Linked DNA regions of Mus musculus: region 2 is linked to region 1. The links are chromatin loops, found by intact Hi-C in ENCODE. Cell type or tissue: heart. All regions are shown on one strand. Links, peaks and the distances in the headings refer to the core of each region. The heading gives the core; the rest is flanking DNA.

What was found. A loop is a pair of places that touch in the nucleus more often than their neighbours do. Peaks named below come from ENCODE experiments on the same cell type or tissue, not always from the same donor. Only the 100,000 strongest peaks of a DNase experiment are listed, where the experiment ranks them.
Region 2: a loop joins it to region 1, with 7 times the contacts of the local background. A loop is called at or near these places in 9 of 42 quality-filtered maps.

The regions. Positions count from the first base shown.
Region 1 is chrX:36,909,115-36,913,507 of GRCm38, forward strand. Septin6 (septin 6) reads right to left here. Exons shown (of 10, transcript NM_019942.5): 10 at 2,158-4,140. The coding sequence ends at 4,131. It overlaps Gm15008 (predicted gene 15008), which reads left to right and starts at 1,720. Exons shown (of 4, transcript NR_045917.1): 1 at 1,720-1,775; 2 at 1,887-1,982; 3 at 2,441-2,494; 4 at 2,618-2,871. In heart, for the core only: a CTCF peak has its summit at 2,524 (motif pointing left); no DNase peak of the experiment used is centred there.
Region 2 is chrX:36,759,376-36,763,768 of GRCm38, forward strand. The region is part of intron 3 of Slc25a43 (solute carrier family 25, member 43); the gene reads left to right. Among named protein-coding and RNA genes, the nearest start is that of Gm23613, 15 kb to the right of the region's middle. In heart, for the core only: a CTCF peak has its summit at 1,683 (motif pointing right); no DNase peak of the experiment used is centred there.

The DNA of each region.
Region 1 (4,393 bases), core at 127-4,126:
GCACTCTGACTTGGTTTGCTCCTTGCTACCTTGTAAGATCTGAGACTCGAACTCAGGTTGTTAGGACTATGTACAAGCAGTTCTGATGGATGAGCTATCTTGACAGCCCACATCTTGGATCCTAAATCAAAAACAAAAAGCAGGACCTTAAAAAGATCAGTGTTGGGGGTGGAAAGATGGCACAGAGGTTAAGTAACGCATACCATTCTCTGAGAGAATCAGAGTTCAATTCCAAGCACACTTAAGCCTACTCTAACTCCAGTTCCAAGGGCTCAAACACCCTCTTCTGACCTCCATGGGCACTGTATACACACACACACACACACACACACACACACACACACACACAATTTTAAAATAAAATATTAGAAAAAATATGTCATAAAAAGAAAAGAAATTCTGTTCCCAATTAAAGATTTAGAAGACAAGGCAAAATGTATGACTTTAGACTAAATCCTACATTTAAGGGAAATTATGTAAAGAAAATTATTCGGTAGATGAAAGTGGTTTAATAATGAGATGAGTCAGTTACCAAAGTTGACAATTGTGGTTTGTACTGGCTAGTTTTGTGTCAACTTGACACAGCTGGAGTTATCACAGAGAAAGGAGCTTCAGTTGGGGAAATGCCTCCATGAGATTCAACTCTAAGGCATTTTTTCAATTAGTGATCAAGACACCTTGTGGGTGGGACCATGCCTGGGCTGGTAGTCTTGGTTCTATAAGAGAGCAGGCTGAGCAAGCCAGGGGAAGCAAGCCAGTAAAGAACATCACTCGTGGCCTCTGCATCAGCTCCTGCTTCCTCACCTGCTTGAGTTCCAGTCCTGACTTCCTTGGTGATGAACAGCAATGTGGAAGTGTAAGCTGAATAAACCCTTTCCTCCCCAACTTGCTTCTTGGTCATGATGTTTGTGCAGGAATAGAAACCCTAAGACATGGTTATAGAAGAGAATGTCCTTATTACCCATAATGTAAGTTAGTATAGAACATTACACAGTGGCCAAGGCTGCCCTTGAACTCCTGATCCTTTTGTCTCCATCTCCTCAGTGTTGTATTACAGGACTGTGCCACCACATCTGGTTCTATTTTGTGCAGAGGATTGAACCCAAGGCTGTAAGTGCCTGGCAAGAATTCTACCCACTGAACTACATCCCTTCCCTATTAGGGCAAGGACATTCTAAAGCCCATGCCAAGAAGGCAAGCAGTAATGCAAAATGGAGATGGTTCTCAGTGGGAGGTATCCAAACCCAAGCACCCCATTTAGTAAATGCACAGGGTTTTAAAAACGATTTATTTTAAATCATGTATATGTGTATCTGTCCGCGTGTGGGTATGTGCTTGTGAATTCTGCAGCTTCAGAGGCCAGAAGAGGGAGAGAGAATCAACGGAGCTGGAGGTGCAGGGGCAGTTGTGAAACCCCCCCCCCCAAGCCTGTGTGCTAGAAACCCCATCCTCTGCAAGAACAGCAAGTGGGTTTAACCTACAGAGCATCTCTTCAGTTCTATCCACGGATTTTTATTTTTATTTTGTTTTGTTTTTCGAGACAGGGTTTCTCTGTGTAGCCCTGGCTGTCCTGGAACTCACTCTGTAGACCAGGCTGGCCTAGAACTCAGAAATCCGCCTGCCTCTGCCTCCCGAGTGCTGGGATTAAAGGCGTGCACCATCACCGCCCGGCCCACGGATTTTTAAAGTATTTATTTAGCGAGTTTGTGCCCACATGACGCACTTGACTTAAACTCAGAGGACATCTTGCGTGAGTCCATCTCTGCTTCTACCACGTGAGTTCCAGGGATCAAACCCAGGCCACCAGGCTTGGCGGCAGGTACTTTTTCCTGCTGAGCCAGCTTGCTGACCCTAATGGCCCCATACTTTTTGTTTGTTGTTTTCAGTTAGCTCTGTGAAGGATTTGCTGGTATTCTTTTCTCAAGAAGCCCCACCCCCAACCCGCCGGGTTTACTGAGACAGGATCTGGATGTATAACCCAGGTTGGTATTGGACTTACTGTGTTTGGTTAGAGAAGACATCCTCTTCCCGATGCTTTCTGGATGCTGAGATTATAGGAATTTGACACCTGGTTTAAGATTTTATTGCTTTTACCACTGGAAACAGAACCCCAGTGCTTTGAACTCAGCATTTGACTTTCTTTTTTTCTTTCTTTTTCTTTTCTTTTTTCTTTTCTTTCTTTTTATTTATTTATTTATTTATTTATTTTTTGGTGTGTGTGGGGGCTGGGGGCTTGAGATGAAGTGCGTGTAGGGGTGAAGTGCTGGAGCACGTGTTGGGAGGTCAGAGAGCAACTTGCAAGGAATCAGTTCTCGCGTTCCCCCATGTGGGTCCTGGGGATCGAACTCAAATAGTTGGGCTTGGCGGTAGGCGACTTACTGTATTACCAGGCCGCCTGTGGTTTTCTTAACACAACACAACTTTCCCGCTATTCCAACAGATTATGGATCCTGTGTTTTCCAACACCTTCTCAGTATCAGTGTTCACCAACGTCGTAAGTATAGTCTCACTCTGCTGCCCCCTAGTGTGTGAGCTGCGTAGAGGTTGGTCAATTTTATTTGCTCTGGTATCCAAGCAGAGGCTTCTAGGTTTCCTTTCTTCATCATTTGGTCTTCAGGCAAATGAAGCTGAGGGAAGCAAGCCCCAATTCACTCACAAGCAGATTTCTGAAAACTGACCACTCTCCCTTTTACCTATTGCAATGCCCGGGAGGATTGGAGGCATCCCTGAGTGACCCAAGGCTTGGTATCTACAGAATGCCTTTCAACTAGTGAAATTGGGAAAATGTTCACAGCACAGGAGTAAATAAGAGCTGTTTTTGTTTTTGTTCTGTGGAATGCCATTTTCTGTCTTTACCCTCCTTCTACTGTCGAACACTAGTTCAACCAGTGCTAGTTAAAGGGAAAGCTGAGGACTTCCTGCTAATACCACCCAGTCCCATGGGAATGTCAGGGACAGGAGGAAGAAAGGCACGGGGAAGGGACATGCCAGTCCACTGAGGAAGACTTAGTAGGCTCCTGGCAGCTCTCTGAGCCTCCCAATTTATCCACTTGGGAGGTGGCCACCCATTCCTAAAGCAAATTGCCGTGACCCATGCCACCAACTGATGGGAGCAGATCATGGAGCCACTGAGCATTTCTTTGAATTTTATTGAAAATTGACATGGACATTAGAAAGATAATGAGCTAAACAGTGCTGGTTCCGGGATGTATCTTCTGGAGAATGGAAGCCCCGGAGGAGCAGTGACTGATCACACCTTTGAGCAAAAAGAACCACAGAGAAGAAAGGAAAAACAAACGGAGATTCTGGAAAACATGCAAAGAGGCTCTCTCAAGAGACGAGACAGCAGAATGTTGGTGTCTGTGGTGTGGACAGATAGGAATGAGCACATTCACATGGTATTCAGAGAGTAAGGAAAGCCAATGATTTCAAGGCAGATGTACCGCCATCAAAGCTCTCCTTCAAGATACCAAGTTGAATAGAAACCTCTTGCGAAACCTGCAAAGCCCCTTGGAAGTTTGTGTGGAGAAACTTTGTTCTCAACTAAGCTTAAGTTCCCCCCGCCCTCATGTCTTTCTCCAGCTGAATGGTAATTGTTCCATTTCTCCCCACCTTGCTGGGGTCTGCAGAAAGTCTGTGAATGCTGAAGGTGCAAATGCCACTCAACTTTCTCTTCCATATTCAAAATCAGCTTAATAGTGTCTGAAGACAGTCAACCCACTGAACCAGAGAATCGTTTTAAGAAAAACAACGTAACACTCAAAACCTGGTGAACAGCACTTCCACACCACAGCTGAGGTCTGCCACAGTCACTTAACAACACCTGGGTGAGTGGTCCTGTTGTTGTCTCTCTGAGGTTACATTTGGTCCATTTCCAGCTCTGATGATTCTTTTCCTGCCTTGTGAGTTTGGGACAAGACAATTCCATGTGAAACACCATGTAAGTCAGAAGAGAGCTTCTTGCCTGGACACAGGGACACATGTACACTTGTTGAGTGTGGTGTATATGTGCGCAGTTGCAGGGGAGGGGGATTGGTTGGTTTCTTGCTTGAGACAGTATGGAGCCCTAACTAACTCTTCTATAATGGCAGTCTTCTCCTTTAGACTTAGTACAGCTGCTGAAGACAAGGTTAAAAAAAGCTGGAGAGAGAGAGAAAGAGAGAGAAAACACGAAATTAGCCAAGGAGAAAGGACATTCAAAGTGACATGCAAGGGGGGTGGACAGTGGAAGGTAGTACAGATTAACTGCTGAGAAGACAGGAACAGGTCACGATGGGCCATCAGCACAGGAAATCTATAGAGAAGGTTTGAAGAACACCACACACACGTTTAATTGCATCTTGCTTTAATTTAAAAATAAGCACATATTAACAGCCAAACGTGAATGCCAAAT
Region 2 (4,393 bases), core at 131-4,130, 150 kb before region 1:
AACATCTTAGAAATAGTTAAAATTTCTCAGTTTCTAAGTAATGGGGCTATTTCTAATTCTTAAGTATAACAACACTGTAATGAAACCTCTTGTGTTTTTCACATTATATTCCTAGAAATTTTCTTGCAGGCCACAAGACCTGAAGGAGTATTGAGGACTAAGCCCAAGGACATGTGTGAGTTAGACTAGGATTCTACTACCACTGAGCTACACCCCCTGCCACTGCATATTTTTCTGTGTGCCAAGATCTCCTTAAACTACCAGGACTGGCCTTGATCTCCCCACATAATCCAGGAAAGGCTTCAAACTGAAGAGCTTCCCGCCTCAGTCTCCAGGGAGCTGGGATTTTCAGCATGAGCTACCGTGCCCAGCTCACGTCCTCTCTGTTGCTCATGTGGTTTTTGTTTGTTTTGACATTTATTTATGTATTTATGTATTTATTTATAGATTGTATTTGTATCAGTGCTCTGTCTGCATATACCCCTGTATGACAGAAGAGGGCATCAGACTCTATTATAGATAGTTTTGAGTCATCTCTCCACCTCCTTGTTTCTTTGTTTTAAAGACACGGTTTCTCTGTGTAGCCCCTGGCTGTCCTAGAACTCACTCTGTAGACCAGGCTGGTCTCAAACTCAGAGATCTTCCTGCTTCTGTCTGCCAAGGGTTGGGATTAAAGGCATACGCCACCATGCTGACTCAATGAAATTTACACGAGGCAGAGGTGGGTGGATTTCCATGATTTTGAGAATAGCCTGGTCTACAGAGTGAGTTCTAGGACAACCAGGGGCTATACAGAGAAACCCTGTCTCAAAAAAAAAAAAACAGAGAGAGAGAGAGAGAGAGAATACCTTCTCTCTCTCTCTCTCTCTCTCTCTCTTGCTCCCAGGGACATCCCCAGCATTTTCTTGCCTCTTTTGAGTCTGTCCTAGCTTAGGTAAAGTTTGGTGAGCTCTGGATCTACCTAAAATCGAACCTTGAGGCCTGGGGGTGGGGCTAGTCATCAGAGAGGGTTTCAGGCTGTTCTGTGATATCTAGATGTGAAGCTGAGAGATTTTGGTCTTCTCCATAAATCTTCAGCTTTACTTTCTTTTTCTGGTTGCTAAAACAATGGCTTTCTCTAGGAGACTCTAGCCAACACTACATTCTGCACTAGAATATCACCTTACCATAGCAATCTGCCACCAACCAGGGTAAGAAACACTGAGAGTGAGAATTTGAGTGCAGTCCTACTCATTTTCCCTTTGTGTGGGAACCTTCTAGCTAATGTATATATACTGTGTCAAGAAGCTGCAGTCAAGGCTGCGTATGGTGTCACTTGCCTGTGATCTCAGTGACAGAGGCAAGAAGGTCACAACTTCAAGGTCACCATCATCTACATAGCCAGTTTGAGATTAGCCTCAAGAAAACAAAAACAGAGAAAACAGCTTTCAAATAAATGCAAAGTCATAGTGGTTGTTTTTAAAAACACAAAATAAATGTACTGTAAAATAGGATTAGCATCTAATTATGACTAACATCATAAATGTCATCTGAAGATATAGTAAGCCAACTAATATGACGCAGCCAAAATTTTATTCTTCATGGGTTAGTAAATATAACAATTTGTCCATAATACATATTTTTAAAATTAACACCCAGGACAGAACCACAGGCCTTCAAATGCAAACATGGCATTACCTTCTCTGTCCACTAGGTGTCACTGCAGTAAACACATAGTCTCTGGCCATGGAAAGCTATGAACCAGCAACTTAGTGAGTTACTAACCTCACAGGCCCAGCTCAGAATCGCTTTCAGTTAGGAAGATAAGGGGGCAGAAGCAACAGGAAACGCCTAAAGTTTTTTTTTTTCCTGTAAAGCACATAATGCAATATTCATCAAGAAGAGAAAGCCATAAGAACCACACACTTCCACTGGATCAGGCAGGTTTCCGCACTTCATTTGTCACAAGGGCACCAAGCTGCTGTGACCTGAACACAGTTAATGGTAACATTTGCATTCCATTGGTTTTCTCCATGGCACTGCCCACCATGAAGCAAATCAACAGCAGGTGTCTGGTGGATAGCCAACTGAACAGGGAGTTTTTCCCAGCACCCACAGTGGCTGACGCCTTTGTCTGAGTGCCTGTCTTCATGGGCTTTTATCCAGACATTCGGACATACAATCTGTCTGTCTAATACCACGGCAGGTTGGAACTCTTCTGAACATTAATGACAATAATCAGAAGTCTTGTTTAGCCACCTGAGCCCTTCCTTCACCAGGCTTACATGCATTTTATCCTGCTTTTCTTTTGCTTGCTTGGCCCTGCTAGAGGATGGAGAGGTAAATAATTTATGCATGCGCATGTTTTGAGAGAATGTTTCTCGGGGAGAAGGGTCAGTTGTATGTGGAATGAAATGCCTCTACCTTGTGTGCTTTCACGGACCCTAATGCCACCCTGCCTGAAATCTCCTTTTCCACGTGTCTGTACATTTTAACTCCAGCTCCTCTGGATACAGCCTGGCCCTTCTATCTGCATCTCCACCTGGCTAAGACCCTGGGCCAGAAGATGCTGGCAGCACTAAGTGTATTAAAGAAACAATAGGCTGGGCATAGTGGCATAACCTTTAGGGAGGCAGAGGCAGGTGGATTTTTGTGAGTTTGAAGGTAACCTTGTCTACATAGCAAGTTCAAAGCCAGTCAGACCTACACAGTGAGCTACTGTCTCAAAGGGGTGGGGAGGGTGAAGAAAAGGAAAGGATTTAATACAAGAAAGTATAAGATGGAAGAAATGTTGACAACAAATATTTTATGTGATTAATCTATAAGCCCTATTAAGAACCAAAGAATTATGGGGGGGGGGGGAACTATAATAGTTCCATAGGCAGGTGTATGTGAAAGAGAAGGAGAGGCAGGCTGGGAACACTTTGCTGGGAGTCTGGGGAACAGCTTCGAACATGGGACCTGGAGTCTGGTAGGCCTTATGAAAGAATCAGGAAGGAGGTCCACGAACCCTCCCTCCACTCTGTTGCTCCTATTAGTTATCTCCATTTCACCAAATACAAACCCATGTGCCGTCCTGTTGATTTATACCCCAGTGGACTTTGCCCCCACCACAACTCACAGGGTAAGCAGGATTAGGCCAAGTCAGCATTTGAACTGAAAGTGCATAAAATGAAGGACAAAGGTGGTATCCAAGTGGCACAGCTCAGTGAGCAGAACACACATGGTCAGTGAATAAACAGAGGCCCCAGCCTGCTCAAATAGCCTCCACTCGGACCGCAATGGATACCACCTTGAGCAAGCTTTGCAGATACACAGTCACTTCATTAACCCACTCGGGGCTTCTAATGCTCCATCCTATGTCTTCACCCCCGCCTCCCTCCTCAGTCCTGAGCTCATGGTTCTCACAGCCTGCTGATTTGGACCGCTGAGTAGCACATCTTCACGATCACTTCCAACCCACTGTCTATCAAAGTTACCCATGTTCCCCTAAAACTGTCTTTCTAGACTTTTCCCTTTCTGGGCCATCAGTGTCCTAGATAGCCAAGCTAAGCATCCAGAAGTTAGGCTTGCCTCTGCCGTCCCTTCATCCAACCAACCCAAAGTTCATTTGCTTCTGCATTCATAAGTCTCCTACATGGGTCCTTTTTTTTTTTTTTATTGCCCTGACTCCCAGTCAAAGTCCTTATCAGCTCATAGTGCAGCACATACTGTTCTCTATGAGTGATTCTAAACGTGACTATTAGTACTGAGTGGGAAGATATAGTAGGCACCGGGCCAAGTGGATGTTCATTATGTCATCCAATCCTTACAACAATTCACAAAGTAAGCACTGTTGTTACTATATCTGCGTGTGAGTGCCTGTGTGTGTGTGTGTGTGTGTGTGTGTGTGTGTGTGTGTGTGTGTCACAGTGCACATACAGAAAGAAGTCAGACAACTTACGGGAGTCAGAGATCTCTGTCCGCCACGCAGGGCAGGTTCTGGAGCTTAAACTCAGATCGTCAAGTCTTGGCAGCAAGCACTTTTACCTGTTGAGCCATCTTGCCTATTGAGATGAGAAAACTGAGGCACTGTAGATTACAAGCCCATCTTTGAGCAACGGAACTGGGACAAAGGCCATGCATGCAGGTTTGCCTCCCGGATCAGAGCTCACTTCAGTCCATGGGTTTCTTGCAGAACAAATGTTCTTTTGCCCTGTCACTGTGGCTCCTCTATCACCTTTAGAGAATAAAGGCCGGCCCATTAGCTTGGCATGTTTCCCTCACCGACTTCACTGTGCGTGCTGTATAGAAGCCCTTTGTATAGGGAGTTGCAGAATCAAATGTCTGTAAGAATTCAGAAACAGCATGGACAGGAGAGCTAGGGAGACCCAGATAACGGGCACTCAGCCCCAAACAATAAGCCTTTAAATGC